Regions from separate parts of the Homo sapiens genome. Here region 1 is linked to region 2. The links are chromatin loops, found by intact Hi-C in ENCODE. Cell type or tissue: Caco-2. All regions are shown on one strand. Each heading gives the region's core, and the rest is flanking DNA. Links, peaks and the distances in the headings are about the cores only. Region 1 overlaps LINC02815 (long intergenic non-protein coding RNA 2815). Region 2 has its middle 130 kb from the start of RHOU.

Evidence for each region. A loop is a pair of places that touch in the nucleus more often than their neighbours do. Peaks named below come from ENCODE experiments on the same cell type or tissue, not always from the same donor. Only the 100,000 strongest peaks of a DNase experiment are listed, where the experiment ranks them.
Region 1: it touches region 2 in a loop (2.0-fold over the local background); 1 of 110 quality-filtered maps calls a loop at or near these places.

The regions. Positions count from the first base shown.
Region 1 is chr1:229,091,793-229,096,181 of GRCh38, reverse strand. LINC02815 (long intergenic non-protein coding RNA 2815) reads left to right here. Exons shown (of 5, transcript NR_186727.1): 3 at 2,894-4,095. Among named protein-coding and RNA genes, the nearest start is that of LINC02815, 61 kb to the left of the region's middle. RefSeq lists enhancers at 2,825-3,756, 3,757-4,389. In Caco-2, for the core only: no CTCF peak of the experiment used is centred there; a DNase peak (open chromatin) is centred at 2,421.
Region 2 is chr1:228,858,627-228,863,015 of GRCh38, reverse strand. No RefSeq gene overlaps it. Among named protein-coding and RNA genes, the nearest start is that of RHOU, 130 kb to the right of the region's middle. In Caco-2, for the core only: no CTCF peak of the experiment used is centred there; a DNase peak (open chromatin) is centred at 1,745.

The sequences.
Region 1 (4,389 bases), core at 90-4,089, 230 kb before region 2:
GCCACCAGAAGCTGGGAGAGGCTGGAAAAGGTTCTCTCCTGGAGCCTTCAGAGGGAACACGGCCCTGCTGACACCTGGATTTTGGACTTATGGTTTCTATAACTGAGAAAGAATGAGTTTCCGTTGTTTTAAGCTACCCAGTTTGTAATAATTTGTTACAGCAGCCCTAAGAATCGAATTCAGTCAAATAGCTGGCTCTTAAGTGGTGAAACAAAGATGCTATCAATATTAAAGCTGTTGTAATAACCAAATTTATTTCATTTTATTTTTGAGATAAGATCTCACTCTGTCACCCAGACTGGAGTGCAGTTGCATGATCATGGCTCACTGCAGCCTCAATCTCCTGGACTTAGGTGATTCTCCCACCTTGCCTCCAGGGTAGCTGGGACTACAGGCACATGCCACCATGCCCAGCTAAGCTAATTTTTTGTAGAGATGGGGTTTCATCATATTGCCCAGGCTGGTCTTGAACCCCTGGGCTCAGGCAATCCACCTGCCTCAGCCTCCCAAAGAATTGGGATTACAGGTGTGAGCCATTGCACCCAACCAATAACCAAATTTCAGTAAGTCATTATAGAAAAATAATGAATAACATCCAAAAAGAATTATGATATATTATCAGTTGAAAGGAGCATGCTAAAAAAAGAAGGAAAGAAAGAAAGAAAGAAAAGAAAGAAGAAAGAAAGAGAAAGAGAGAAAGAAAGAAAGACAAAGAAAGAAAAAGAGAAAAGGAAAAATACATTACTAGTGGGTATTCCTGAATAATGGAAATACTTAATATTCTTCTTTGGGTTTTCCTGAATTTTCCAGAATTACTAATGAATATGTACTTTGATAACTAATATTTTAGAATGTGTTAGAAAGAAGTTCAGTGGACTCAGACAGGCCTGTTCACCACTGACGATAGTTAATAGGGCTGCGTCTTGGGTGGTTTCCTGCAGTGCCCCAGGGAGCAGTCTTCCTACAAAGTCCCACTCTTTCATGAGTCATCACCAGAATCCCCACATTCTCTGCAAAATCAAGCCTGGAGATTCCTCTTTAGGGTCACAATGTCCATGGATTCATTGCTTCTATTTAGGAATTATTTACATATGCTTACATTCATGCCTCACATTGAGTAGACATGTCCCAGAAAGGTTGTGATAAGTGAAATTTTTAATGAATTAAATCATCCTGAAAATGTGGATAAGTGGCTTCGGGCAGACAGTTTTATGAAGTAGATTACTATCTCTCTTACACCCACTCCTACTTCAGCCCTCTCTGTTCTTGTACTGGATTTCCTTAAAGGAGAGGCCTCCAGTGCACCTCGTCAGCTGCACTCAGCTCTTAAATGCAGCTATTCACAGAGGGCCCAGGCTCTCCCCTGCCCTGTGACACTACGTGGGACACACACCTCCACAGGTGACTATCAACCCTCACGCAGGCAAAGCCTCTGGAAGCTGTTCTTGTCTTCATGGACACAGTGTTGCAAAGACGCAAGGGCGTCCATGCGGTCCTGGGGAAGAGCTGCAGCAAGGCCCGGCAGGGTGGGCAGGCCTGTGGGTCTGTGTTCAGGTGACGGCTGGTCTGAGCAGCGCACTGCCTGGTCTCCTGCTTGGACAGCAGCGAGGGCAAGTAATGCTGGACTGGGAGTCAGGCTATTCCACATCCTTGAAATCTAGTTATTTCCATTAGCTTTGCTTTGTTAATCAAAAAGTATCTGAGACAGATCTCAATCAATTTAGAGATTTATTTTGCCGAGGTTAAAGATCATGGCCCATGACATAACCTCAGAAGATCTTGAGAACCTGTGCCCAAGGTGGTTGGGTTACAGTTTGATTTTATAAATTTTAGGGAGACAGAACAGGCAAAGACAAAAATCAATATGTATAAGGTATACATTGGTTTGGCCTGGAAAGGTGGGACATCTTGAAGTGGAGGCATCTGCGTCACAGGTGGATTTAAAGATTTCCTGATTGGCAATTGGTTGAAAGGGCTAAGCTCTGCCTGAAGAGTTGAAAGCAGCTTGTGGTAAGGTAAAGGTGGGTTGGGGGAGAGGATTGTGGAAGCTAAGGTTCTTATCATGTAGATGAAGCCTCCAGGCTGCAGAAAGAATGGATGTGAATTTGTCTCTTATCAAAGGTGTCAGACTCTGGAGAGACCTAGTCAGGGAAGGAGATTCTCTACAGAATGCAAATTTCCCCCACACGAGACAGCTGAATCTATTTTGGAGTAAAATACTTGGATTTCTTTCAGGGCCTGCTATCTGTCATGTGATGCTATGCTGGGGTCAGGTTGAAGCTTGGTCTCTTATTGCTATTAGGAGTCTGTTCTGTCCGTCTCAGGATCCCTAATTTAATGTTAATGCTGGTCAGCTGTGCCTGAACTCCAAAGGGAGGAGGGTGTGATGAGGTATGTCTGACCCTCCCTGCTTCCCGTCATGGCCTAAACTGGTTTTTCTGGTTTCTTTGGGTCTCCGTGGCCAAGAGGAGAGCCTATTCAGTCAGTTGGGAGGCTTGGAATTTTACTTTTGGTTTACAATTTGTAGGTGATAGAAGCCCTTTAAAAGACAAGGGTCCAGCTAAGAAGTGAATTACTCCATAGCTGACTTCACATTCTTCCATCTGGATTCTTTTGTTTTTTTCGCATGTAATGGGTTCTAAAAGTCTATTATTAGTAAATGAGGCTTTATAGACAAAACTGTCAAAAATTTTCACGTGACACCCAGGCTAAAACCCCAGATCCCAAGCTGGTCACAGGCACTGTCCTTCTCTCAAGCATTCTTTTTAATTGTCCATTGTTTGGAGGAACAATTTACCATTGGACTAATTGGGACTGGTGGAATCTCCCCTCCTATCCTAACAGCCCTGTCTGTCTAGTTTAAGCGAGGGGTGAATTTCTTGCATTATTCTAGGGAATTTGAAGAATCTCCAGGAGGGCCAGAGAGTAGACTTGGATGCCACCCAGCCAGCAATAGAGAAGTTGGGACCACCCAGCCAGGGACAAGGCCACACCTCAGCCATCACCACCCACAAGCAACGCAGCATGTATGAGCTGGGACAGGACACCAGAAACTACCTCATGATTGCTCCGGAAGAAGCAGCTGCAGGTGCTCAGCCATCTTTATTTCCTGCCACCCCCAAACTATGAAGACAGCAAAGCAGCCTGTGGAGAGGCTGCTCACAGAGGCAACCCCACCCTTACTTGGTGATGGCACGTGGAACTCCACCTCCCAGGTGGAAAATGGAAAAATTGTTTCCTTCTCTGATCTACTGCCTGAGCTGTCATCAGGATTTTGAGGACTGACTTAATGAATAAAATATAAAGGCTTAGCGTGAGCCTGGGATATGCATGGTGGAAGAGAATAAATAGCCTTTTGTATATCAAAGATACTTTCTGGGTAACCCAATCTGAGAAATAGCTACTTCAGCCACATCTGCTGTTAGGGAAGGCTGAGAAAATAGTGACTATAAAATGAAATGAGGCTTGTAGGTGAACCACATGAAATCCTGTGAACCGGGGAGAAGTCACCAGCTATTACAATGGAGTCTAGCTAAGAAGGGGCACGTGGGGGTGGGGAGATCGTGACCAATCAACAGTGCAGCTTGAAAATGTGGGTTTTCTCTTGGGAAGCTTCATTCCCTGGGAAGGAAGAAGCTATAACGAAACAGGAGCAATGAAGCTTTGCCTGGAGAGGATGCTGCTCACATTTGCATGTTAAATGAACTGAGGCCTCTCCTGGCTCCCCTTGGAGGGCTCTCAGAGGCAGCTCTAGCCTCAGAGGGTCTCTTGCCCACATCTTACTCTGGTTCAGAGCCCACATCCCCAAAGAGAGCCTTGTACACAGCAGGTATTCAATCAATATTTGTATTAAATTGCATTTTAAAAGCTGATTACTTGAGTGACCCCTTCCCCTACCCACCCCCAAAGACTGTCCTCCAGTATCTCTTTGTGCATATCCTGAATTCAAGCTGCAGTGAGAGGCTTTAGCAAGAGAGAGAAAACCCACTCTAAAAGCTTCATTTGCGACAATTTCCATTTTATTTCTCACCACCACCAGCCTTTGGACGAACAGGTCCTAAAGAGCTATGGAAACAGCATCGTGGAAACAGCACGGTGAGTTTCAGACTTGTGTGGCTTGGCAGGGCAGCCTTGTTTTTAGTTGTGGTGGCTTGCCAAAAAGGCTGGCTCTCCCTCAGCTAGCTCCCCTGGGCACTGTTACCTCCAGTAGAGCCTCTTTACTCTGAGGGGTGGCCCCTGCAAGGAGGTCCCTGCTTGGCAGCTTTGTCTTGCTCATATACTGGGTATATCCCCTGGAGGGAGGCATGAGGCTCTCGGGTGGCCTTCATTCTTACACCCCTGCGTACACCTGTGTCCAGGTACCACCACCTACACACTGCCCAGGCCTCT
Region 2 (4,389 bases), core at 122-4,121:
CTTGGAAGCCCACCTTGCTGGGATGAGTGACTCAGGTTCTCCCAACTTTGAAGTTCAGGGCCCAGCTGCAGGCGGCCCCCATCCCGCCCTGCGCTAGAGGGCGTGTGTTGGGTGGAGGGGGCACACATGCCAAGGAGGGGCGGTGAACATTGGGTGCTTGGGAGATGGAAGGGTCAGCACAGTGCAGACATAAAAAACCAAATGGCAGAGCCCAGGAGAGAGCATTTGGTGGCAGGTGACACTCACGAGGATCAGAGTCTCAGCCCACTTGGCTCAGGTGCTCCGACCAGCCCCTCTGCTGACCCTGGCTCCGAGCCCTGTGACCTGGCAGTGACTTTCCTCTTCTTAGAAAAAGGAGGAGGGTGGCTAATTGAAAACAAACCAACTGCTTCTCCTCTTTCCTCAGCCCTCAGGAAAAGCATGTAATCATCTCCAGGATTTAGAGATCTTTTTCTTCTAAAGTCAAGGGAAACTTGTTGTTCACTCCAGCCATCTTATTGCTCCTGAATTGTGTGGTCTGAATCCTTGTCTGCTGGAAGCTTTGGACAACACACTGATCAGAGCACTAAGTTTGGAGTCCAAGCCGTGGTTCCCTGTGCCTCAGTTCTCCCACCCAGAAAGCAGTTGATCCCTTGGTCCAAGTGGCAATGATGCCCAACAGAACTTTCTGTGGTGCTATCCAGTATGAAAACACTCGCCACATGTGACTTTGCAGGATGGCTAGTGCAACAGAGGACCTAATCTTTAATTAAATTGACTCATTAATATTTGACTAACTGGACTGCACAGCTGTAAGGTTGAACCTGCTCTGACGTTACATCCCATTCCCACAAGCACACCCTTTGTCTCTCTAATTCTCATAGCCACTTTCTCCACAGAGGGATAACTTGGATTATATAGTCTATGTGAAGCCTTTAAATATGGGACATGGGTCAGAAAGGGCAGAATGCAGTGTCAGAAAGACAGCTTTCTTTGAAAGTAAAAGACAAAACTGAAAATGATGCACTGGGGAGGAGAGCCTTCCGCCCACCCCCTCTTCCCTTTCGTAATCCTGCAGAGACCACACGGTGTTGCAAATCAAAGTCTGCTCTCTGGCCAGATGCAGATAGGAGCAAAACTTTCATCTCTTTTCTTGCTTCTACATAGTGCTCCTTTTTGAACCTAACACCCTCCCAGCCTGCCCCTTGGATCTGTTCTAATAGCAGTGATTGGAGCTGTTGTGCTAGGACAGGTGGCTCCATGAGACAGGAGCTACCACGGTGCAGTGAGGACACCTGGGAGCGCCCAGAGCTCCGGGACACATAGGCTGAGAGCTGTGCTCTGGTGCCCATCATCCCTGCAGGCACTGCCGGCTCGGTCCCACCCAGCCCACCCCAGGGCTGCACAGGGTCCCTGTCCTGGGACACTGGTTTTCTACCCTCAGGCATGTTTGCTGATTCTCCCAGACCCTGGCCAGTATTTTTCTCCCAAAAGCCTTCCTGGCATACCCAGCTGGCACTGCCCTCTCCTTTCTTGGACCCTGCTGTGCAGCAACGTTTCAGAGTCATTCTGCACCTTCAGTTCTGCACTAGAGTCATTCTCCAAATATTTCTGTGCTATCTCAGCTAGATCAGAGCCTCCCTATAAGCAGAGGTTGAGTCATCTATTTCTTTTTTATCCACTTGTGGCACCAAGCTCAGACTTTGCTCTGCACTACTTACTCACCCAGTGCTTACTGACTGATTTATTGACCCAGAACCATGGCGAGAATGCAGTCAAGCTATTACCGTGAACTTCACAATGCAGGCACGTGAGCTAAGGTGACAGGGGTTGAACCCAGATTGCTCGCTGGGGCTTTTGTTCTTGCTCTGACTCTACTACCAGCTCAGGTATCAGAACACGCTACCCTATTCCCAGGGGCCCCTGTTTGGTTCAGACCGCACAGTCCCTGCTTTGCAGGGCTTCAGGGACCACACCAAGGAAGGCCACTGTGAACATCATAAATGGCACGCTGAATGGCACTCATTGTTAGTATAAAGTGCAGGTACGTTCTGTACAGTGAGATTAGACGGGTTACTCAGAGCCAGCAGCCGGGACACACCTGTTCTTTTTCTCTGCATCAAAAATCCCTCTTTTCTCTGCACACATTTCTTCTCTCCCAATTTCCACGAGGTGGCTAAGGGCCTTCCTGGACATTTCTTAGACTTCTTAGAAACTCATCTAGAAACTCCCTGATGGGTTTCTAAAATTATAAATTCACTGGCACTCAGCAAATCTACATTTTACATAAGAGAAAGTCAGCCTAGAATAAAAACTTGCCTTTTAAAAGCCAGCTTTTCTGCCACCACTTCCATCCCTCTAGACTGCTGTCTCTTGCCATAGATTCTCCCTCTGGACCCTTCTGGATGTCTGCCTCACCATGGAGCAGCCCTTGGACCCTCAGGCTGACTGAATGACTCATACCTGGGTCAGCCCTCTTAGAGGGACTGCTCCATGCCACTGCATAAACAGAAGAAAAGGTCGGGCGTGGTGGCTCACACCTGTAATCCCAGCACTTTGGGAGGCTGAGGTGGGTGGATCACGAGGTCAGGAGTTCAAGACCAGATTGGCCAACATGGTGAAACCTCATCTCTACTAAAAATACAAAAATCAGCCAGGTGTAGTGGCATGTGCCTATAATCTCAGCTACTCAGGAGGCTGAGGCAGGAGAATCGCTTGAACCTGGGAGGCAGAGGTTGCAGTGAGCTGACATCGTACCATTGCACTCTAGCCCAGGGGACATAATGAGACTCTGTCCCACACCCCACCCCACCCCCCAAAAAAACCCAAAAAGCAAAAAACAAACAAACAAACAAACAAAAAACAGAAGAAAACACCACAGTGGAAAGGCCTGTGAAAGGAAAATAAAATCTCGGGACTCCAAACTCACTATGCCAAAGGGAAAAGTTAAGCTTGGAAACTGAGTCATGCAAAAACTCCCTTCCTTTTGTTCCAAGACAGCTGTAATTTCGCAGGCTGACTTTCTCTTATGTAAAATGTAGATTTGCTGAGTGCCAGACTAATGCTTAATTGACTCCTCCGCTTTCTTTTCAGGTGTAAAATGTAGATTCACAGAGCCTCACAAGAATTGTAACCACTTGTCTCATTGCCTACCCTCCCTCCTTTTATTTTTCCTTTTTCTTCCCCTCCTGATTGCTCTTTCCCCTTTAAACACTGAGGTTCCCAAAACTCTATCTGGAAAAAGCATAGGATACAGATTCTACTGTGATTTATGTTTCTTTTTCTCTGGTGCCTCCTCAACCTTGGCAAAATAAGCCTCGAAATCAATTGAGATCTGTCTCAGTCACTGTGGTTTACAGACCCAACTCCTGCACTTAGGTAGTCAGGAGAGCCGACAGCACAGATTAGGGGCCTCCTTAGCTGATTTCGGTGACCACACCCATACCAATTCTCTGACTCCAACACAGCCTGGTTCGCAAGACTTCATTATCCTGTTGCAGACTTCTCAGCCACAATTGACACAGGCCAATGGGGCCTAAAGTTCTCCTTAGTTTTTCTGAAAGTATTAAGAAAGTTTGTGTAGAAAGGTAATGCACACAATTTCTGCATTTCTGCCCTGCAGTAAGGCTCAGAGCTTATGATGTTTAATTGTATGTGTCAACTTGACTGGGATAAGGGATGTCCAAAGAGCTGGTGAAACATTATTTCTAGGTGTGTCTGTAAAGGGTTTCCAGAAGAGACAGCATTTGAATCAGCCAGAGCAAAGAAGATCTCTCTCTCTCCATGTGGGAAGGCATCATCCAATCCAATGAGGGTCCATATGGAACAAGAAGGTGGAGGAAGGGTGAATTCTTTCTCTTCTGAAGCTGGGATGTCCATCTTCTATGGTATTCAGACATTGGAGCCCCTGGTTGTCCCTCAAACTCCCCTCAGGCCTTCAGCCTCCAGTTAGAGCTACACCATCAGCTCCCCTCGTTCTTAGGCATTTGAACTTGGACTGAATTACACTACTGGCTTTCCTGGTTCTCCAGCTTGCATACCGTGGGACTTCTCAGGCTCTATAACTGTGTGAGCCAATTTCCATAGTAAATCTGTTCTTTCATATATATACATATCTCCTACTGGGTCTGTTTCTCTGGAGAAGCCTGACAAATACAGACGTATCTGTTCAGAACCACTTTTAATATCCCTTTATAAAAATCCTTCAGTTGCTACTTTGAATAATTAGCTGCTTTTGATGGGGATCATGATAATTCTCTTAAGTCATTTTTTTCTTTACTTTTTCTGATTAACTCCAAGTGCTGTACTACTACATGCTTTTCAAACTGGAGTACCCACAGCCCCATTTCTGGGCAGGAAGGATGCAAAACAGCAGAATAATGGTGTGTCTTCCTGGAGCATCAATTTCAT